3 separate regions of the Homo sapiens genome follow, and all the other regions are linked to region 3. The links are chromatin loops, found by intact Hi-C in ENCODE. Cell type or tissue: HepG2. All regions are shown on one strand. Each heading gives the region's core, and the rest is flanking DNA. Links, peaks and the distances in the headings are about the cores only. Region 1 overlaps IQGAP2 (IQ motif containing GTPase activating protein 2). Region 2 overlaps IQGAP2 (IQ motif containing GTPase activating protein 2). Region 3 overlaps IQGAP2 (IQ motif containing GTPase activating protein 2).

Evidence for each region. Hi-C counts contacts between places; a loop is a spot of excess contacts. Peaks named below come from ENCODE experiments on the same cell type or tissue, not always from the same donor. Only the 100,000 strongest peaks of a DNase experiment are listed, where the experiment ranks them.
Region 1: a loop joins it to region 3, with 3 times the contacts of the local background. A loop is called at or near these places in 5 of 110 quality-filtered maps.
Region 2: a loop joins it to region 3, with 3 times the contacts of the local background. A loop is called at or near these places in 12 of 110 quality-filtered maps.

Annotation. Positions count from the first base shown.
Region 1 is chr5:76,519,781-76,527,552 of GRCh38, forward strand. All of the region lies in intron 2 of IQGAP2 (IQ motif containing GTPase activating protein 2), which reads left to right. Among named protein-coding and RNA genes, the nearest start is that of F2RL2, 100 kb to the right of the region's middle. In HepG2, for the core only: no CTCF peak of the experiment used is centred there; a DNase peak (open chromatin) is centred at 2,961; H3K4me3 peaks cover 1,157 bases.
Region 2 is chr5:76,533,743-76,541,514 of GRCh38, forward strand. The region is part of intron 2 of IQGAP2 (IQ motif containing GTPase activating protein 2); the gene reads left to right. Among named protein-coding and RNA genes, the nearest start is that of F2RL2, 86 kb to the right of the region's middle. In HepG2, for the core only: no CTCF peak of the experiment used is centred there; DNase peaks (open chromatin) are centred at 3,419 and 3,699; H3K4me3 peaks cover 1,005 bases.
Region 3 is chr5:76,469,251-76,477,022 of GRCh38, forward strand. The region is part of intron 2 of IQGAP2 (IQ motif containing GTPase activating protein 2); the gene reads left to right. Among named protein-coding and RNA genes, the nearest start is that of IQGAP2, 70 kb to the left of the region's middle. RefSeq lists an enhancer at 2,749-3,948. In HepG2, for the core only: no CTCF peak of the experiment used is centred there; a DNase peak (open chromatin) is centred at 3,531.

The DNA of each region.
Region 1 (7,772 bases), core at 899-5,898, 51 kb after region 3:
TGATTATTTTAGCTATTTAAACTCCTTTGACATTTCATATAGAAGTTTTATTTGCTCATTTGGTAAACTATCTGCTCAACTCTTTTGCCCATTCTTTAAAATTCGGCTTTCTTATTGTTGAGTTCTGTGAGTTCTTCGTATATTTGGATTCAAGTTCTTTGTTGGATATATAAAAAGCAAGTATTTTCTTTTAGTGTGTAGCTTGTCTTTTTACTCTTATCAGAATCTTTCAAAGAGCAAAAGTCTTTAATTTCAATAAAGTCCAATTTATCTTTTTTTTTTTCATTAATGGTTTGTGCTTTTGGTGTCATATCTAAAAACTCTTTGCCTAATCCAAAGCCACAGAGATTCCCTGGGTGTTTTTTTTTCCCAAGAGTTTTATGTTTTACATGTAGGTCTGTAACAATTTCGGGTTAATTTTTATATAAGATGTAAGGTATAAGTTAAGGGGGGTTTTTTGCCTGTGGATTTTTAATTATCTCAGCACCACTTGTTGAAAAGACTACTCCTTCTCCATTGAATTGCCTTTATACCTTTGTCAAAAACCAGTTGACCATATTTAGTAGAGACGGGGTTTCTCCATGTTGGTCAGGCTGGTCTCGAACTCCCGACCTCAGGAGATCTGCCCGCCTCAGCCTTCCAAAGTGCTGGGATTACAAGCGTGAGCCACCGCGCCCGGCGCATTATAGTAAGTCTTAAAACTGGGTAGTATGAGTACTCTAACTTTTGTTTTTTCAAAATTATTTTAGCTATTTAAATTCCTTTGCCATTTTCATGTATAAAGTTTATTATTGGCTTGTCTATCCCTTGAAAAAATTCTGCTAGGATTTTGATTGGAATTGCATTAAATCTATAGATCACTTTGAGAAGTGACAACTGTGTTAGATCTTCAAGTCCATGAACATCATAGGTCTCTCCTCTTTTTTTTTTTTTTTTTTTTTGAAACGGAGTCTCACTCTGTCACGCAGGCTGGAGTGCAGTGAGTGGCACGATCTCGGCTCACTGCCGACTCCGCCTCCCAGGTTCAAGCGATTTTCCTTCGTCAGCCTCCCGAGTGGATGGGATTACAGGCACACGCCACCATGCCCGGCTAATTTTTTGTATTTTTAGTAGAGGCGAGGTTTCACCATGCTGGCCAGGCTGGTCTCAAATTCCTTACCTCATGTTCCACCCGCCTCAGCCTCCCAAAGTACTGGGATTACAGGCATGTGCCACCACGCCCGGCCTAGGTCTCTCCTTTTATCTAGATTGTCTCTGACTTCTTTCATCAGTGTTTTATAGTTTTTATCTCTCTTTAAAGTTGAAGAATCCATTGATTCTGATGTTTGGGGGTTTTTTGTTTGTTTTTTTACCTTTCTTCCTAACAGAAATGTTTTCAGAATCTGATTTAAGTTTCTTTTACTGCAGTAGGTACACTAGAAAACATAATTATTTGTCCAGATCTCCATCTTATTTAGTGTTGGACCCAGGCCCTCAATGACAGAAGGTCCCCTTTAATAGGGCAGTGACTATGTGTACCAATTCCACGGGTCTAGCCAGCTTTTCATAAGTGACAACAGACCAGAGAGCATACTTACGTCACTATTTCCTATTTCTCTCATCTTTATTTTCAGTTACAGTTTCTGTCTTTGGGGAAAAGCAGGCAAAATCTAATTTGTAATGGATAGAACTAGCTGTCCACTTAAACAATAGAAAACTGAGTCATAAATTCTGTCTTTATAAAACTCCTCCATACTTTTGGAAAATGACTCACTTTTAGGCAGCGTCTGCCATAGATATTTGCCAGAAAGTGATCTAACTTGGATAAGCTTGATGCTTTGTACAAGTTTCAGAGCCCCTGTAGAGAAAGCTCTTAGGAACCAGAGACCATCGTGTGCCTGTCTGTGTCCCGTGACTTTCAGTCCATCAACACACGTCACTGTAGCATTTTGGAATGTTCTGGTTCAGTTGCTCTCAGATGTTAGCTACTTCAGAACCACCTGGAGGGCTTGTTAGAACACAGATGATTGTGTACCACTCCCAGAATTTCTGGTTCTATAGATCTGGGATAGGTCTGAGAATTTACATTTTGAATAAGTTCCAGGCATTACTGAGGCTGCTAGTTTGGGGCCTGCTTGGAGATCAATTCCTCTAATTTCTGTGTTTGTGTCATTCAAAAGAATTGATAATTAAAAAAAAAAATGCAACCAACAGAATCTCTATAAAATCATATATGTTTACAATTAAATCATTCTTACAAGTAATGAGATGGTATGGATTTGTTCTCAAGTTATTGGATGGAAACAGAAACTTCTCCACTAAGGAGCCCTGTCCATAGCTGATGTGAGAGAGAAAACAAAGCTGGGCCACATTGCTTTCTGCCTTCTTCTTTTATGTAACCAGGAGGGAGCATATCCCTAGAATTTTTTTTTTTTTTTCTAAAGGCGGAGTGTTTCTCTGTCGCCCAGTCTGGAGTACAGTGGCGCAATCTCGGCTCACTGCAACCTCTGCCTCCCAAGTTCAACCAATTCTCCTACCTCAGCCTCCTGAGTAGCTGGGATTATAGGTGCCTGCCATCATGCCCTGCTAATTTTTGTATTTTTAGTAGAGATGGAGTTTCGCCATGTTGGCCAGGCTGGTCTTGAACTCCAGACCTCAAGTGATCCACCCACCTCGGCCTCCCAAAGTGCTGGGATTATGGGCATGAGCCACCGCGCCTGGCCATTTAACAGCTTAAGGTTGGGTCTCAAGTCCTATTTCTTACCTCAAGGAAATGTACGATGTTTATATTTATTTCTTTCATTTAGGCATGCTAAATTCTGTATATTGACAGCAGACTTAACTTGAATGCAGAAAGGAGAATTCAGCAGCACTCAAAATGAATTTACAACGTGACAGTGTATGATTCATTCTAAAATGCTTACCATTGACTAAAAGCTTTACTCCTATGTACCTTGATAGAGCAGAGATAGTATGGTAGAGTAGAAAGATCAATCATTAACCAAGGAAATCTGTTCTGTGTGCCTTGGACACTCAATACAAGGGCCTTGGAAGCCACTTACTTTGAATATCACTTTAGTCAGGAAATTGAGGAGTTTTTGGAATCGATCTTTTTAAGTTTCTTTTTGGCCTTGAGATTTTATGTTTTTATGTTTCTATTTATTTCTGCCTAAGTAAATGACCCCGTTTTCTTTCTTACCACCATCCATCCCCATTACAAATTACATGCCTTTTTGTAAAAGATCTTAACCTCAGAAGGAGAGGAAATGCAATCAGCAAACTCACAAATTTTCTTTCAGTCTTAATTTTCTTTTGCCTTTTTTTTTTTTTTTTTTTTTTCTGTGAGGCAAGGTCTCACTCTGCTGCCCAGGCTGGAATGCAGTGGTGTGATCATGGCTTACTGCAGCCTCAACCTCCCATGCTCAAGTGATTCTCCCAGTTCAGCCTCCCAAGTAACTGGGACCAAAGGCAGGCACCACCACACTCTGCTAATTTAAAAAAAAAAAATTTTGTAAGGGGGAGAGTCTCTCTATGCTGCTGGGGCTGTTCTTGAACTCCTAGGCTCAAGCGATCCTCCCTCTTGGCTTCCTAAATTGCTGGGATTACAGCCATTGAACCACCACGACCAGCCTTAATTTTCACTGGGAAAGATTATTGAACTGTATGCTGTGTTCATTAGCAATCTCGCCATATCAAATTTTTGCTACCTGGGTTGAAACAGGGAATTTGCATGTCTTTCTAAAATGCATGCGTTTTTGTCTGCAGATGTCAAATAGGCAAGGCACAGCTGAATAAGACATGGAAATGTAGCTTGTTACAAGTATAGTGTGTGGAGGAATTTCTAATCTCTTTCTGTCCAATCAGCTATGCAGTAAGAGCTCAGTTTTCATCCTCTAGCCCTGAATAGAATGGGGGCATCATCAGCAATCTATTCTGGAGCATACATTTTTAAAGTGCTTTGAAGAGAAAAATTTTCATCTACTAAGTAGTGAAGAACTCCTGATTAATAATCGCATTTCTTTTAATTTGTTTAAATTGAGATGATTAGGAGAAAACAAAGATGGGGGAAAGATTCAGGATTTTAGAGAGTTATTACATCCTGATTCGGGTGATTATCCGTACTCTCCACCTCGGACACACTGTGAGCTTTATTTACGTACATTTTGAGGCAGACAAGATTAGCTAGATCCCAGGTGTCCATTACCCTGTGACCTTTTACCAATACAGGTAAGAAATCTTAAACTCAAGCAGAAACCTGTACACAGCTGATCTCTTTAGGAGTCTATAAATCTGGGGCATGTGCTGTGAGATGTGTGCAAGCCTTGTTGGGTCACTCTCTGTTAGGAGAAGGCCCCCCAGTTAAGGCAAAGGACAACCCAACCTATTCCCAAATTGACCTGTGTAGCAGAATCAGCTTTGGTCTTAATAATGCAAGGAATCAAAGAGCCTTTGGTGTTGAATGAAGTATGCTATACCTTAGCCAGAAGCCTCACTTCTGACCTGTGCTTGATATCCTGTGTATTGTGACTTGATTATCCATACATTTGACTTTTCAAGACTCCCTGAGGCTGGGATAATTAGAATAGCCTGGTAAAGCCATTTAAGAGTTTTTTAAATAACAATTTAGGGACTGTAGTAGGGTTCCTGTTGCCACTGTTCTCCAACAGCACCCAGCATTTGAGAATCAGTTAGTACCGATCCGATCCAGTGATATATAAGCAAAAATTCTGATTGTGGGAAAACAGAAGAGAAGGCAGTGTTGGCTGTTCAAGCCACATGTCTAGGCATAAATGGGGAGGCCATGATTTCTCACTGCTTTTGACATGAAACCACAAAGAATGTCTTTGTTAAGAATCAAAAAACATAAGAGTTGAACAAGCCAAAGGAAGAAATGATATCATGGCCTAGTTGAATCAACTAAGAAATATTTTTATGTTAAAGAAATTCTTTAACCTTATAACTAGGGCATTCACATTCTTGAGTATATTGAGTGGAAGATTCCTCTGAAAAGAAAGTTCACATCAATAGCCTTTGAAAGATTTAGGGAATATTTTGCAGTGTAAGATTCGTTATTTAAAATCTGAAATATATTTTTCCTTCCTACGACTCTTCTATGTGTTTATAGTAACATCAAGACAATGACATCCTGCAATTGCACTAGAATGTATTACAAATGCATGCCTTGTGCCAATGTATTCAACAAGGAAGCTATCTTTTTCCTCTGTCTTATTTTCATTGAGGAAACCCATGCCTATGCATTATGCATGCGAGTCTGGTGTGGTGTTTAAGTAACCTCCCATGGGACTGCCGTGAGACTGCTGTGAGTCTGGATTTGGGGGAGAGCTGTGTCTTGGCATTTTCAAATATAAGAGAAGGATGTTACCTGATACTCAGAGAATCTTGGCTGAAGCTTGGCATCCCTCTCTGGATTAGCTTAGTGTTGTTTCATGATACTATTTTTTGTTTTAACCAGTTGTGCCATTGTTTGCTGATGGAAATTGTTACATGCCAGCCGGCAATGCTAGGGTTTCAGATAAATAGAATATCAGCATCATTCTTCATATCAGCAAAATGATAAGTTGTGGTTTTGCCCATCATACTTAAAGCTAATTTAGGACTTAAAATCTGGAGCCATGCAAATTTATAAGAACTGCTTAATAGGAGACAGTGCATTAGTTGATTTAGTGGTTGAATTTCCAGTGAATTTTTTTTTTTTAATTCTGTGTAGGGACCCATTTTAAGATAATCTGGAAAAGAAGAGAACCAGGGAGGAAAATACAGTGTGAGGCAGGCTGGGTGGCAAAATGGAAAGAGAGGTAGGCTTTGGGATTAAATAAAGCCAGTAGTTCTCATATTTTCTGTATGGCAAGAGCTCCTTTAGCAGGCTGAAAGTTCTGTGGAACCCCTCTCAGAATATTTTTAAATGCATAAAATAAGCTGGACTACAAAGAAAGCCAGTTGTATTGAAAAGTTACCAAAATATTTAAGAAAACACTTATGGCACAGTAGTATGTGCTTTTTTACTAACACACAAAATAACAAGTTCTAGTTGTGGGACCTAATGACTTCTATAGTTTTGAAATGGTGATGGGCATAAATGATATTTCACAATTGGCAACAACTGTGAAGTGATATAAAAATACAGGTATTTCTGTTGGAGACAAGGTCATAGATACTGCCAATATCTGGTGGGTGGTCCATACATTCATAATTGAAGGAAAATGCTAAATTGTAGAGGCTAATGCAAAGTAAAATGTAATTATTTTCCTGTCCCAGTCCCCAAAACAAGAGCTTGTGGATCTCAGATTAAGATCCCCTGGGTTAGAAGAACTTGGCTAGAATATTAACATAGCCTTTTACTGGCTGTACCACCTTAGGCAAGTTAACCTCAAAAAGTCTATTTCCTCATTTATAAAAGCGTTGATGAGACCTACTTTGTACAGTTGTGGAAAGGCATAGGAAGATCATGCCTAGCCTCACTCTTTGTGTACAAATGATGACTTGAAGCACGTTAGGTCTTCTGGCCAGATTTCTTTTGGCAGTGATAGAATAAAATGACACTTGCTACACTTGCTGAGAGGTAGGGGCAGACTTTATGCTAGGCAGGGAACTCAAAGATTACACTGAAAGCAGAAAACTCCTTTACCTTTAGATTTTCTTAAGAGTTGTCGACCCTTAAGGAGTGTCAGAAGTGGGATATAATATGGAGAAAAGAGAAAGCATTATAAAATATGTGGAAAGGAGTCTATTAGGAAATTTCCTCCTGGCCTTGTTGATCCAAAGCCTTTAGTTGCAAAGAAACAGCTTTTTGTTCATTATAAATGTTTTAACAATAACTAGAACTGGTGTTGCCATCCACCCCATTTGGGCATGAGCTTTTTTCTTCCACCGGAGACGTAGGTCCCCAGATGATTGATTGGCTGCAAAGTATGGACATGTCTTGATTGTTTCTAGAAGGGGCGGGACCACTGCCTTCTTGGATTGTAACTACTACACCTGCAGAGCCCCAAAAGGTCTGGCTACTCTATTAGATTAAGGTTTAACATGTGATAATAGTCTAGTTTTATTACTTAAGGGGAAACTCAAAAGTGTGGATACCTTGATTTTGTCTGGATATTTTATTAAGCACATGTACCTATAGGCCATAAGGATGTGTTCTTTTTCTGGCTGGCCACTGAGTGTGTCTGTGCATGATGCTGGGCAGCTCTTCCTTTCTCCCTGACAGCTTTTAAAGGCAGGATACTGAGTGTTTGATCCATCATCTCAGTGAGGGTGTGAAATCAGTGAGGCAATGGAGCTTCAGGGTTTCCTTGTCCCTTGGGTCATGGCTAACACCCCATTTAATGTCTCCTTTTCATCAAAACCAGATTTGTCGTCTCACTTATTTCCCAGTGTCTGGCCAAGATAGTGATCTTTATGAAAACAAACTGGAAGTAATGCAAGCCAGAAAAGATGGGAGAGCTTCGCCTCTGCAGAAGGAAGCTGTTAAGGGGAACAGATGGAGACAGGGTCTAAACAGCTTCAAGAAAGTGTGCACTTGCTAGTCTCAGAGGTGCTCCCTGTCCCCCAAGAGCTGTTTGAATCAGGAGCTGCTTAAGGACCTGAATGACTTCTCCAACTCTGCCAGGGATCCTTCATTAGCCCTGCACTTCTGAGATCACTCAGTGCCCCCCATAGACCTCTCCTGCTCTTCTGAATGCAGAAGCAGGAGTGGGATATAAAGTGAAAATATAGTAAATTCTAACCTAGTGTGGCTTGAAAAAGAAGTTGCAATTTATAGAGAATTGCCAAAT
Region 2 (7,772 bases), core at 1,163-6,162, 65 kb after region 3:
TTAGCCAGGATGGTCTCAATCTCCTGACCTCATGATCCGCCTGCTTCGGCCTCCCAAAGTGCTGGGATTATAGGCGTGAGCCACCGCGCCTGGCTTGCCCTATTATTTTAAAAATTGTCTCTATTTATTGATTTGTAATTCTTTATATATTCTGAATACGAACCCTTTGTTACATAGCAAATATTTTCTCCCAGCTTGGCCTTGTCTTTTAACTTTGGGAAATTGGACTACATCAAAGGCACGATGAATAATGACTTTGTGTTGTGTCTGGCTTAAAAAGGCCATCCTTCTCCAGGGTTATAAACACCTTCTCCTATATATTCTTCTCATGCTGTAATAGTTGACATTTTACAGTGTTTTGAGGGTTAATCCATCAGGGATATTTTCATGAATAGTAGAACTCTAACTTAATTTTTTCCCACATGGAGAGCTAGTTATTTCAACACTGTTTGTGGAAAGCCAGTAGCATGGTGTGTGGCCACTAGAATAAGGGTAGTCAAAGGGCTAAAGTGGCTGGAGTGGGGAGAATGACAGATAATTGCTAAACATCCTACTGATCAAGGTTAGATGACTTCTCAGTCTAGAAGATACATACCCTTCTGAGAAAGCCCCCTGTAGGAGTGAACACCCAACATCCTTTGACCGGTTTTACTATCAGAACATTTACATACAGGCAGAACTAAAATCTGTGATTATCTGGATGAGAAAACAGTTGTAGGCAACTTACTCATTTTTCTGAACAAGAAAAGGTTCTACATAATTACGTTCTCTATGAATCTTTTATCAGATTTAATAGTTAAGTCTCTTCAAAGAACATGAGATATTCTTTTTTTAAAGTGAGCCTATGATTTATTTATCCTCATTAATACTTGTTTTCCCCAACCCTTCCAAGCTGTTTGGGAATGTTGTGTGTCAGGGATCAGTGAAGGTCATGAAGATGCCTTTAAGGCCTGATTAACCTGATTTGAAAAACTTTAAAACTGACCTTCTCTACATCTCCCCATTATTGTCCTACGTTTCACAGTCAGATCAAGGCTTATTATCCTTTCCACTGGGGAAGTAGCCCAAATCATAGTGTGAGTGAAAAACATTTACTAAGAAGTGTGAGTCTTTTAAACCCTCTTGTGTTTCTTTTAAGAAATTAAAACCAATAATGACTATCAGTTGAATTTGGTTGTTCCACCTTTATTTTATCAAAATCCTTGGACATACATTAAAGTATTTGTCCCTTGGGCAGGTGCCAAGGCTATGAAGTTGGAGCGTGGCATGTTCTAGAAGCAGAAAGAAGGCTGGTGAGGTAGGGACACAGCAGGTAGGGAGTAGAGTGAGGCCAAGCCCCAGGTCAGGGCTGGACCTCAGGGCCTAGGTCCAGGTGAAAGCACTGGGCATGATGCTGAGGGCAGTAGATGCTGTGGGAGGATTTTAAGCAGGGTGACAAGATCAGGCTTGTACTAGATGAGAACGTTGGCTGTGTAAAGATAGATTGACAGTAAGCAAGAGTGAATCCAGAAAAAAATAATCTAGAAACCTGTTGCAGTGATACAGGTGAGGGATACTTTGCCTTTATTGGATTTGAAAGTATAAAAAAAAAATGAACATCTGTTGTTTAGAGTAAAAGCCCTGTAAGGTATGGTATAAAATGAAACATTTTCAAAAATGCCCATGTCACAAAAAAATTTTTTTTAAATCAGCTCTGTGCAGGACCAGCTACCTAATTTGCAGGGCCCTCACTGCCAAATGAAACCGTGGGACCTCTTGTGCAAAAATAAAATAATTTCAAGATGGCAACAGCAGAGCATTCAACGAACATGGGACCCTGTGTGATTGCTATGCGGCACGCCCTGGGTCTGTGTGACAAAATGGCTTGAGTCAGTCCCTGAGAAGCTTCTCCTTGCCTGTTCCATAAAAAGGCTGATGATGACTCCTGTGGTCTAGGCAGAGAGGTAAAGATAAGCTAAGCTTGTGTAGCTACTACTGTTATTTTGTTTGTTTGTTTGTTTAGACTGCTTCTTGCAGAGCAGGGCTACCCTACCGGCAGTGCGCCCAGAGTAACCTGTTCTTTAACTCAAAGGCTTTGTTAACCTTAATACAATGTAAATTACAGAGAATGTCGGAAACAAAACTGGCAGCAGGTATTTATGACTAGAGGAGGTGAGTAGGGATGGTGATGGGAATTAAGAGAATTGTTTTTTGTTCTTATTGGCTGTGGTTGATGAAAACATAAACTAGGAGAAGGAAATAACATTAACATTAAATTTGTTCCTTAGAACTATTTATTTCTCCTAGCACGTACCCATTTACCTGGCTTTCCAGGAGCATATTCTTTTTTTTTTTTTTTTTGAGATGGCAGAGTTTTGCTCATGTCACCTAGGCTGGAGTGAAGTGGCACAATCTCGGCTCACTGCAACCTCCACCTCCTGGGTTCAAGCGATTGTCCTGCCTCAGCCTCCCAAGTAGCTGGGATTACAGGTGCCAGCCACCACGTCTGGCTAATTTTTTTGTATTTTTAGTAGAGACAGGGTTTCATCATGTTGGCCAGGCTGATCTCAAACTACAGACCTCAGGTGATCCACCCACCTCAGCCTCCCAAAGTGCGGGGATCACAGGCGTGAGCTACCACGCCTGGCTTCCAGGAGCATATTCTTAAACAGTTTGGAGGGAAAATGGTTTGGGCAAAAGACTTCCTGTTAAATTGTGTGCTGCTTTCTTTTTCTTTTTTAAAGAACTGGTAATACAGCCGGGCACGGTGGCTCACGCCTGTAATCCCAGCACTTTGGGAGGCCAAGGTGGGTGGATCACCTGAGGTCAGGAGTTCAAGACCAGCCTGACCAACATGGCAAAACCCCATCTCTACTAAAAATACAAAATTAGCCAGGTGTGGTGGTGCACGCCTGTAATCCCAGCTACTCTGGAGGCTGAGGCAGGGAGAATCACCTGAACCCAGAAGGTGAAGGTTGTAGTGAGCCAAGATTGTGCCATTGCACTCCAGCTTGGGCAACAAGAGTGAAACTCCGTCTCCAAAAAAAAAAAAAAAAATTTGGTAAGACATGGCTTTTGGCTTTTTATCTCCTTCTCCACTTATTTTTTACCTGTGGAAAATGATTCAGAAACCGGACAGAGCTTTGCATAAGAGGTGTAAATTGTGAAGTTCCTTAACTCTGAAAATTGAAGACATAAATATATAGAATTTTCCCTTCTAGTATCACTGAGGGAAGAATAGTGGCTGTGGGAATTTGGTAGTTTGGGATATTCTGAAATTGTTTGCTGTCATTTTCATTTGTAATAAGTTTACTTGGCAAGTTCTGTACCAAAGCTATCTTGAGGGCAAAGTTTGTGAACACCTTTTAAAACACAGTTTACGTTTCTAGAAAAAAGATCTTATGCTTACTAAACAAAATTCCTTTCAGCAGTTTTCAATGACTCAGAGCCCTGATATTTGCATAGTGATTCGGCCAATGGAAGTTGACTTTGAGATAATTTTGGTTAAGATAAGTCTCCTGGTTTATGCTTTTAAAAGGTTAGGTTAATAAAGGCCTGTCCGGAATAGTATAATGTGCAGTGGTTTCCAGCCACTTTTGATTATCTCAAATGCCACCTATAGAGCTGGGTAGTAATAGTGATATTAAGGTATTATTTCAGAGGGACCCACAAGGCCAACTTTGGACTCTTGACATTAAACACTGCAAAATTCCAAAGTGCAGACAGCTTGGCAAGTTTGAGTTCTGGTGCATTCTGTTCACAACTATTTTTTTTTTTTTTTCAATAGTGCTTTTGTCTTTCTGCTAAAGGTCAGACTGTAGTTGTCGAGTACTGGTATTGTTCCTGAATTATTCGGGAAGAGGGTGGAAATATTGACTTAGTTTTTCTATTATAATATCCTATCACAATGCTGGATTTTAATGATTTAAAAATGTAAATAAAAGTATTTGCATTTTTAGACTACTTGTGAGCAGCTGCCAATTCTAAAATCACTATGGGTGTTTGCAGCTCTTTTCTGGGCTCATTTTACCCATCTTTGATCTTCTATCAACATGCAGGTCTGTGTGATGGGCTAGAACCAGCATGTATTTTGTTTAGAGTCAGACTTTGTTGGAATCCTGGTGTCACAATTTGGACCCTCGGGGCAGCACCCAGATTAAGTAACCTCTGTAATATGGGGGTGCCACCACTGCTTTGCAGAGCTGTTAGATAAAGTAATGCATATTGCCTGCTACAAAGTAGATGTTGTATTTGAGTGTAGAGGAGGGGTGTATTTGCCCATTCTCATGATGCTAATAAAGATATACCTGAGACTGGGTAATTTATAAAGCAAGAGGTTTAACAGACTCACAGTTCCACATGCGGCTAGGAAGGCCTCACAATCACGGCAGAGGATGAAGGAAGAGCAAAAGTATTTCTTACATGGCAGCGGGCAAGAGAGAACTTGTTCAGGGGAACTCCTCTTTATCAATCCATCAGATCTCGTGAGACTTATTTGCTGTCACGAGAACAGCACAAGAAAGACCCGCCTCCATGATCCAATTACCTTCCACTGGGTCGCTCCCACGACATGTGGGAATTGTGGAAGTGACAATTCAAGATGAGATTTGGGTGGGGACACAGCCAATCCATATCAAGGGGGGGTAAGGTTTAAGTGCAGAGCCATTGAGTCCAGGCTGCTGCCACGTACTCTTCCAGGGCAATGGAGGTAGTCTGAGTCTGCTCCATGGAGAGTGGCCATGAGGGACCCAGAGCTGACCTCTGCCTGCCTCAAGCCGGATTACAATTCTGTTGGGACTGTTTTTCAACTGCACCCAGCTGATCTAGAGAGAGTTTATAATTGATGTGTGTTTAGCTCTGTGTCAGCATCACTGGTTTCTTAAGGAGTCTCACTCAATTCATTGGGGCTAAAAACATGAAATGGGTTTAACTTTCTCTAGGCACTGCTTACCACTGTGCCCTGTTAAATCCCCCCTTCCAGTCTCTGAATGGTGGATTGGGCATCTTCTATCATTCTTTCATCTTTCCAAATCTCCTAATGTTACATCCAGTTCATCTTCTGTGCCTCTCCTACTCTCTCTTCTGAGCTCTAGGCCCTCTGGGATGCTGGGGTGGAGAGGAGAGGATGGAAATGGGGAGCAAGGGACTAGTAATTATTTAACTCGCCAAGCGGAGTTGGTGGTGAGAAAGTGCCTCTCGTAGCCTGCTGCTTTTGTGTGGTTTGTTCTGATGGTGGGGTGTCTGCTCAGGTGATGTGTGACTCTCTTGGGGCTGTGTTTGGCTTTACCTCAGCCTCGTTTGTGAGCAGCCTGTGCAAAGGACAGCAGTGTCCCCCTTTGGTATTGCTGGGTGTTCATGCCCCATCAGGCTTCAACTCCTCCTTCTAGTGAGTGTCCTGGTGCTTGGCCCATCAGCTGCCTGGCAGCCCAAGGGCTCCTGCCCCTCTGACCTCAACACTCCTTCAAAAGGAACTGTGTGAGTTACTGCAGTCCTGTCTCTCTGTCCAGGGGTTGTAGGGAACTGAACTGGAGCGGGAATATTCCAGTCTTCTTTCCTGGAACATTCCCTTGAGGCTCTGCTTGCATGTGGCTCCCTCAGTGGGCCTGCCACTCCCGAATCTCTGACTCAAAAATGGGTACCAGTCTCATGCTCATGGGTGTGCCCCCACTCCAGGGACTGGATGCCAAGTTCCCCCTACTCCCTGACATGCTCCGTTCTGCTGCAGTGCCAGCCTGGAAGGGAGCGGGAAACTGTGAAGTCTTCAGCTCAGCCAGCAGTCAGACTAGGAGCAAGATGCTCATCTCTCCTTCTTGCAGGTATCCTAGTCTCTCCTAGTGATTCTCTTGGAAGTCCCCCAACCCCTACCTGGTTGGGGAAGCAGACAGTAACCTGCACTAGAACCTTGCCCTCCCCATAAAGCCAACATCAACCTTTCTCCTTGTCCTTGCATGGGAAGAGGGGCTGTGGTCAGGTAGTAAGACTGGTCCTCTGACCTCCTGGGGAAGCCATAGGGGGCAGTGTCTGACCCTACTTGTTTATGGCTTTCTGAGTAGGGTACTTAGCCCTGTTGTGCTCAGCTTTGGCCTTGGCTGTATTCTAAAAATAAGGGAAACAGCCCATTTAACAATATCCTTTTTAAGGATATTAGTAATATTCTCTTTCTGTAGTGCCCAGGATGTTCTTCCTGTGCATCCTTTCCTGCAGTAGCAGAGTGAGGGCAGGACCACACTAATACTTACTGGCATTTGTGTCGGATTTGATCAGTAGGCTTAAAATGTATTTCACCTTGGAAAGGTATGGTAGGGGTCTCCATGGACATCATTTTAATTAGCTGCAGGAATTGGAGGTTCAAAGCGCCCCAAGTTTTCTTCAGTTTCCCCCTCCTGACTCTATGCCAGTGACTTAGAAATATAAAGGTGTGTTCTCTTGGATGGATTGTTTGACTTGCTGCTTCCTCTTCATATTCACCTAAGAAATGGACGGTCAAAATAAATGGAAAGTCTTACTTTAAATAGCAGAGTTGATGATTAGGTTCAGGTAATCTATTTCATTGTTCATTTATTAAGTAGATACAAGAAAGAAAAAGGAAACCACTGGGAGGGTATGAGTGAAATGGCTAGCTCTTTTTGGGAAAAGTTAATCTGGTGGCAGAGTATGGAAACTAGATCATCCAGGGGAAGAGGAGTTGGAGGTATGGAGCACTAGATTATAGGTCAGTGTTCAGACCAGAGGTCAAAGGGCCTGACCACAGTAAGTGGCAGTGGTAGTGGGAAGGAGGGGATGAAATGAGAGAGAGGCACAGAGTTGCTGGAAGCCAACAACGGACTGGAATGAGAACAGGGAATGACTTTGCAGCATTAATCTGGGATCCATGAAAGGAGAGGGTACCATGAACAGAAGTAAGGGAGTTAGAAGAAAAGACCAATTTGAGGGTGCGGAACATCAGGGCTACCCTTGGCCTATAGTGCCTTTTCAAGAAGGAAAAGATGTTCCCTCCTCCAGGCACAGGACCTGGCCTGTAGCACACAGGCTGGTCTGGGCTAGGTTCTGGTGCACAGTGTGCCACCTACACAACCATACATGATGGCCCCGGGGAAGATTCCTTTAGAGCAGCAAGGTTCCCATGGAGTAAGAAGGCCTCAACACTTCATCAAGGGCATAGCCAGACTCTAATGTCGAATGAGTGATAGTGCTTATTCCTGTATTGATTGCAGAAAAAGCCATCATGTAAGAAAAGCACTCCTTTTGACAGACACCTACCTAATCTACACATATCACAGCTTTTCTTTTTTTTATCGTGATGAAATATATATAATGTAAAATTTACCATTCTAACCATTTTTAAATGGACAATCTAGTGGCATTAAGTACATTTACAACATTGTGCAACATCATCATTCTCCATTTCCAGAAATTTTTATCTTGCAAAGCTGAAACTCTGTTCCCATTAAAAATAATTCCCTATTCCCCCTCCTCCTAGCCCCCTGGTAACCTCTATTCTACTTTCTGCCTCTGTGATCTGCCTACTTTAGATACCTCATATAAGTGGAATCATAGAATATGTGTCCTTTGGTGCCCATCTGACTTTTTAACTTAGTGTCATGTCTTCAAGTTTCATCGTGTGGCATTTATCAGAATTTTATTCCTTTTCGTGGCCAAATAACTTTGTATTGTATGGATATATACCACATTTTGTTTATCTATTCATCTGTTGCTGGGCACGTGAGTTGTTTCCATGTTTTGGTGATCATGACTGATGCTGCAGTTAACATGGGGTGCAGGTATATATTTGA
Region 3 (7,772 bases), core at 917-5,916:
CAGAAAGGCGTATAGAGTATTGCTCAATGAATGAATGAAGAGAGAAAGAGGAAGCCTGTGTATTAGGAGGACTTAAGGCTGAAATTATTGCTCAAACTTTATAAAATTATGAAGTCTTTACGTATAGATGTTAAGACTCAAAAAATGAATTTTTTTTTTTTTTGAGACGTAGTGTCACTCTGTTGCCCAAGCTGGAATGCAGTGCAGTGGTGCGATCTCGGCTCACCGTAACCTCCACCTCCTGGGTTCAAACGATTATTTCTCCTGCCTCAGCCTCCCAAGTAGCTAGGATTACAGAAGTATGCCACCATGTCTGGCTAATTTTTATATTGTTGTAGAGACAGGATCTCACCATGTTGGCCAGGCTGGTCTCAAACTCTTGGCCTCAAGTGATCCGCCTGCATTGGCCTCCAAAAGTGCTGGGATTACAGGCATGAGCCACCGCTCCTGGCCTCAAAAAACTAATATTGATGGCAATGAACAAAATATTAAACAGGCTTTTTTTTTTAGGGCCAAAAAGAAGTAATTTGGCTCTTCACCCAAATTACTTCACCCTACAGGCTGAAGGATTCAGATGAAGTGGAGAGTGAATCACTTCTGTTAAGAGGCAAAGGATGTCTTGTATATGTATTAGTTGCCTATGACTATATAACAAGTTATTCTAAAACTTAGTAGCTTAAAACAATAAACATTTATCTCGGAATTTTTGAGGGTCAGAAATCTGTCATTGCTTAACTGGGTCCTCTGGTTTTGGGTCTCTCACAAAGCTGCAGTCATCTCACAGTTCACGTGGGGCACACCCACTTCCAAGCCACCCAGTGACACTGGCAGGATTCAGTTTCTGACAGGTTTTTGGACTGGAGATCTCAGTTCCTTGCTGCTGTTGGCCAGAGTCTTCCCTCAGTTGCTCACCACTTGGGCCTCTTACACATGGAAACTTACACATGGCAACTGGTTTCCATCAGAGTAGGCAACTGAGAGAAGAAGATGGAAGCTAGTCTTTTTGTAACCTATTCTTAGCAATGACACCCATCATTTATGCTGTATCCTATTCATTAGAATCGAGTTACTAAGTCAAGGCCATGCTCAAGGGGAGGAGTTTTCCACAAGGGGTTGAATTCAGAGGGATGGGGATGACTGGGGCACCACCTTAGAAGCTGCCTTTCACAGGGTGTCTTCATAGGCTTTTGAAATGGACCCCAGAAAGGGAATTTGAGGATAAAATTATTTTTGTTACTATTAGAAACTCAATCAGAAATTGAATCCTTCCTGATCTGAATGCTTACGGTTCTAAGCTTACTGCTGCCTTGATTGTTTTTTGTTGGTTTGTGTTTTTGTTTTTAATTTTAAGGGTCTTGCTGTGTTGCCCAGGCTGGATTCAAACTCCTGGGCTCAAACAATCCTCCAGCTTCAGCCTCCCAAGTAGCTGAGGCTACAGTTGCTTGCTACCATGCCTGGCAACTCCCTTGATTTTTTTTAATTGGGAGCTGTTTTAAACTAAGCCTTTTCATTTCTTTGTCATTTAAAATAATACTAAATGGACTTTTTAGGTTTCCTTTTCAAGTAGGCCCTCAAAGCTAACTTTATAGCTTCTTTGCTGTGGGGCTTTTGCTGAAATGAAACTGTACAGACAAGTCTACTACTAATATGGGCTTTGAAATGTCCTCTCTGATGCCAGAAATCCTACTATTTAAATTAAAGGAGTAACTTTTCCAAAAGAATTAGTACTGCTGAGTAGATTTTATATTAATCTGCCTAAAATTTATTCAAATAATGAAAATGAATCTGTTTTAAGAAATTCAGTCTTTTAGTTTTTAGGACAACTATGCAAAAATGTACGATGGAGAATTCTTTTTGGATAAACTCTAGGTTGAGGAACTTAATCCAACCGGAGCTATTGTGAAGGTCAGAAAACAGGAGAGGGAATCTTGGCAAGGAATGGAGACGGAGTTTGCAAATTGCAGCTTGAGTAAATAGTTATGAATGGGACTGCTATTGTGTCTCCCAAGGAAAGTTCCTGTGATATTATATTCCTTTTTTAAGGAAAGAGAAAATGCACAGAAAACTTTTGCTGTGCTTCCTTTTTCTGTCCTACCTCTGAAAATAAACTAAGCAAAAAAAAAAAAAAAAAAAAAACACCCTTCCCTTGGTGATAGGCTTGTTTAGAAATATTATCTTCAAAGGTCTCTTTAGGTAAGCCAAGCCATTGGCTATATTGGTGAGTCTGGGACAGTTATATATGTGCCCTGGAAAGAAAACAAAACACGGGTGTGATTCCTTTTGTGTCAGTGTTTACAACTCAGATACCAAAAGAACACCTTGTTGATTAAATCAAGTCTCAAGCTCTGGCCTTATCTAGTGGTGAGTTAGAGAATCAGATTTGAAAGGAGAAGTGCTTCAAATGTTTAAGCAAGTGAAAGCCATGAGTTGCTTAACAGTCAATATTCATGATTAGTTTAAAAAAAAAAAGAGAATCTTCTGACTGGGGAATACTTTAGAGAATCCAGTGGATTTCCTCTGCATGCTTGGACCTCACTATCCTTATTCCTAGGACATACCCATGGATAAGCAATGCTAATAAGAACTTGGAATTTCCAGGGAAATATTTTTCTTTGTTGCTCTACACACAAAATAGTAATGAAATTTTTAAGAATTCCTAATTGCATTTTCAAAACATAAATAGTTTTCATGTTTCCACTGTAACTCTCCATTTCTCCCTTCCCTCCCTTGTTCTCTCCCTGGCTCTGACCTCACCTCTGCTTTCCACGGGGAGCAAGATGAACTGCTTGGTTGTTCCATGCGGCAGCTGGTGGGGCAGAGGGTGCAGTGAGCTGAGAGCAGGGACCCCCTCGCAAGTCTGGCACCTGGTTGAGGGGAAGGCCTGCTTGGGGCTGCTTTCCAACCAGCTTGCCTCAGGAGCCCTGTGCCAGCGAGGCTGAGATCAGGGCCTGGCACATCCCAATGGCAGGGAGAGAGTAACTTGTGAGGAGCCCAGACTTGTCCAGGGTAGCTTGGCAGAGTTGGAGAGGTGGTCTTAACAGGGTGATCTCCGTGGCACAGGAATAGACGTGATCCCAGCCAGCCCTACCTGCCAACAAGTAGTGCTTGTAGTTGGGGCCTCAGAGAGGTGTTGGTGCTGAGGGCCAGCTGGCGGTGACCAGGGATTATGCTGTGGAGCTAGAATGGAAGGAACACTTATTAAGGATATAAAGGAAAAAGCTACAGGACTTGGCGGGGGTCTGGATTTGGGCAGCAGAGGAGGACACTGGGAGGTCAGATGCCCTGGGGCAGATCAAAGCATTGCTTATCTGACTCAGCAGGACACATTTCGTGTTCTCTGTCTGCCAAGCCTAGGCTTGGGCATATAGTAGGTGGAAAAAGTTCTTTGTTTTTAGTTTCACATATTGTACTAGCTTTGGATGTATGTTGGACAGGTGCCAATCGGGTATGTTCTGACAGATGAAAGTATAACTTTTCAGAGTGCTGGTATTTTAAAATACAAATAATCGGTATTAATCATCTCCAGCCAAAGACAAGTTGAGCAACTGATATTTGATCCCAAAGTTTATATTTGTTTCTCAGGATCTTCAAAGTTGGAAACCTGGGAGAGGTTTGGAATTTTCCATGGTTGCAAATGTACTTTACTCACAAGGATTATCACACAAGTGTCTACTCACCAGGCACGGTGCTTTAAGCATTCAACCCACATGGTCTCGATTCTCACAACCACTCTGTGGGAAGGAGCATTATCCCCATTTGATAGATGGAAAAACCAAGTCTTGGAAAAACTTAAGTAATTTATTCAGTGTCGCAGCCAACAGGCGACAGCAACAGTATTACAACCTAGGTCTTTCTGACTTCAAAGACTGTGCTTAAAAACTATAACATACTGTCCCATTTCTTTATTTCTTAATGTGTTTTGATCATGTCTTCCTTGTAAGTCCAAAACATGGTCTTGGTTTTTAGGTTCTATATGGGCTAGTTCTAGTTCTAGCTCTTGATCAATAAATTCTCACTTAAGCTTTGGTGGAATTAGCACAATATAGCTATCCATTGGCTATATATGGCTATATATTGTTTTATTTTCCTTTCTCTTTTTTTTTCCTGTGAACTGTTTCTATTTTGTTTTAACTGGTACTATTATAAGTAGTTTGTTCTGGGAATAATTTATCTTGTATTTACTTTGTGTTCTTCCTCCCTCTTTCTCCTTCTCTCTTTTGCTCATTTTAGGCTAGCTCTTTCTTGCTCTCTCTTTTTTCAATTAAAATAAAATAGAGATGAGATCTCACTATGTTGCTTAGGCTGGTCTTGAACTCCTGGCCTCAGGCAGTCCTCCCACCTTGGCCTCCCAAAGTGCTGGAATTACAGGCATCAGCTACTGTGCCTTAAAGTATTATTAAGAATTTGTACTTCTCTATGATGTAGACTTTATTCTGTTCTCTTCACCCAAGAAAATTTTGGTGCATCTTTATTCTTGGTTAGGCCTCCATACCACCTTCAATTCATCAATTATCTTTTTGGTTTTGCCACTATTATGACTGGTTTCAAAGAATGCTTGGCTTTTTGTTGAAACATCAAAAGGTATGAGTAGCAAACAGCACTGAGATCTCTTCCTTCCTGTGTGAACCTCCCCACCGGAAGCTGCCTCATGCTGTGATGCTTAAAAGTCATAAAACGGTATCATTATTCAAGGCATAGAGTGACTTTAGGGAAGCTGGTGGGGGAGAACATTTGTACAAGGTTGTCACAGAATGATTTCTTTGTGTCTTCCATTTTTAGGGTGATATAGAATGTAGAGCGATCTTCCATTGCCTTCTCAGTCTGAACACCTTTGTTTTTCTTTAACAGAGTCAAATCCCCATTTCATATATGGGGATACTGAGGCTCAGAAATTTATCTCACTTATCCATGGTGGAGTTAGTGGTAGATTTGGGATTAGGATAAAGGTCTTCTGACTGTTTGACAGTGCTCTTTAGTTCCATGAGTCTCTATACACCATGTTGAGTAGTAAAAGTAGAAAGCTCAAATGAGTCTCTATAAATCATGTTGAGTAGTAAAAGTAGAAAGCTCAATAAAGAAAAAATATAAACATGAATATTAAACTTATTTGGTAGATTCAGTTCAAGTTTGCTTTTGGTTAAATGCTGCAAATGGTTTGGGGGAATTAGCCATTCATATGTTCTTGTCCTTGATCTTTCATTTTTGCTGAGAAACTTGAACCCATTTTGGTGCAAGAACAGGAATTCAGGAATTAACATTTCTAGTCATTTCTGCACTCTGTACTCCGTCCTACTTGGCTTAATGTCCCTGGGTTGCTTTTTTGTTTGTTTGTTTTTTCCCATCGTGTGATTTGTAATACACAGCTTTTCCTGCCCCTGGTATTTCTCAAGGCAAGAGTTGAGGCAGCTATGTCATCTGGGAGAGTGACTTAGGGCAGTGATCCCCAAATTCATTTACACCTGCATCAAGGTCACTTGGATGCTTGTGTGAGTGCAGGCTTCTGAGGATCACTCCTGACCCTATAAGGCCATCTCTAAGGACAACCTCCGCCTCCCAGGTTCAAGCGATTCTCCTGCCTCAGCCTCCCAAGTAGCTGGAATCACAGGCATGCATCACCACACCTGGCTGATTTTGTATTTTTAGTAGAGACGGGGTTTCACCATATTGGTCAGGCTGGTCTTGAACTCCCGACCTCATGTGATCCACCCACCTCAGCCTCCCAAAGTGCTGGGATTACAGGCATAAGCCACCGCGTCCGGCTGAGGTCTGCCTTTTAACAGAGCACTGGAGTACACTATTATGCACACTGACATTTGAGATAGCATCTATGGCTGAGGCTGTCTCAGCTCTCAGCCTTCCCACCCCAGCTTAGAAAAAAGGAACAGAGGATACCCCTTCCTCTGGGATGAGAGGGGAGAGAGGAAGGATACTAAGAGTCACCATCTGCTGAGGTGAGGAGGGTGGAGGCATGAAAAAGCAGTAGTGCATCAGCCAGGGTTGGATAGAAAGCCTGAGTAGTTTTGAAGATCCAATTAGTGTTATAAATGTTCTTTGCAGAGCCAATAAGCATTTTCATGTGAATTTCTCCAACAAGATAAAAGAATGGGGTAACTATGCCTAGGGATTGACCTGCTGGCTCTGACCAAGTCATAGGTGTTGGGGCTCAGACACTGATGCCCCAAAATACAGCATTTTGACATTCCAAACTGAAGAAGCTTCAAGGTGTCTCTGACATTCCTGCATCCCACATTCTCTTTCAAAGGCTTTATCTACCAAAGATCGAGACCCACCAGGGGAAAGAATTGTTTTTCCTTCCCCTCCCTGTAAGACCGGGAATGTGGCCACACCTGAACAGAACCTTTCACAGGATGACATACAGGTTAATCTCTGTTCCCCATCCCTTTTCCTTGGTAATCTCAACCAAATTCCTTTTCTGCCCCCCTCCCATAACCTGTTTTGCTGGGATGGTAGTTAAGCTTCTGAGTCACTTGAGGGGTGGGTAAACATGTGAGTCTACTTGCGTACATGTTAATAAAACTTATATGCCTTTTCTCCAATTGATCGGCCTTTTGTGAGTTGATTTTTTCAGAGAACCTTCAGATGGCAAAGGGGAGGATTTCCTTTGGCCTCTGCATGGGAAACAGGGACTCCAGGGTGTTCATGAGAGTATTGCTGAAATTGGGTTCTTGAGGTCCCATCTGGCCGAGGAGCCTATGAAGCCAGGATGGGAAAGATGGAGTGGGGTGAAATCAAGGAACCACCTACAATGAGAATAAAGGGCAGGATCTATAAGAATAAGGAAGTGGAGAAGTGAGTAAATAGAAAGGCTATAGTCCAAGATTTGGAAGCCTTGATCTTACAGGTGGAGTATTTCCAGGTAGTGATAACGTGCAAGGTGTGGTGCCTGTGTGTGGTTGGAGTGTAGTGGAGGAGTGTTACCAAGGTCATCCACCTTCTTGAAGCCACCCAGCAGAGGCAGGCCTGGGAGGAAGGCAGCAATTGTGGCAAGAAAGGAAAAGTCCTGGAGGTCAAGAAATGAGTGGCAAGGTTAGGGGTGAGAGGGAAGAGTGAAGCCCTGAGAAGTGAGGTGATGGACAGGATGTGGCCTGGGAGAAACGTTTATTTGGGAAAGTGATGACTATCCTCTCTTTGTCCTGGGAGTCAAGGAAATTTGGCAAACAACCACCCCTGGAGTGGGTTTATGAGGGGTGGGATTTTGAAGCAAAAGCCAGCTTTTCATTAGACAAGTAGGTAGAGAAAGTGTAAACAAAAAGTGATAATATAGGAGAATTACAACGGGTCAGGAGTTCAGAGGCTCATTGGAAGGAGTGAGTAGGCTTGGGGTATGTTTAAGGAGGGCTGGTTAGCAGGATGGAGACAGATGACTTTATATGAGTTCTGGGGGGGTCAGGACTTTTACTAGAGTTTACTAGGAAACCAAATCCACTGCAGAAACAGGCATAGATTTATGTAACTGTGGTAGGGGCCCATTAGAGATCTTGTGTTACTGATTTACTAATTGTGCTACTGATTTATTACTAATTCATTAGCTGTGACATACACTTTCAGCAAGTGACTAAAACCTTATGACCCAGAGTAAAATAATTTTATATCATGACCCAGGTAGCTGTGTGATATGTGTAATAAGTGGGCGTGTGTGTCTAACTAAAGATTCACCGAGCAACACTTAACTTCTACTATATGCAACAGCCTCTTATGTTTACTATTCTGTTCTGTTCTAATTCATTTTCTAAGAAAATGCTGGTCATGAA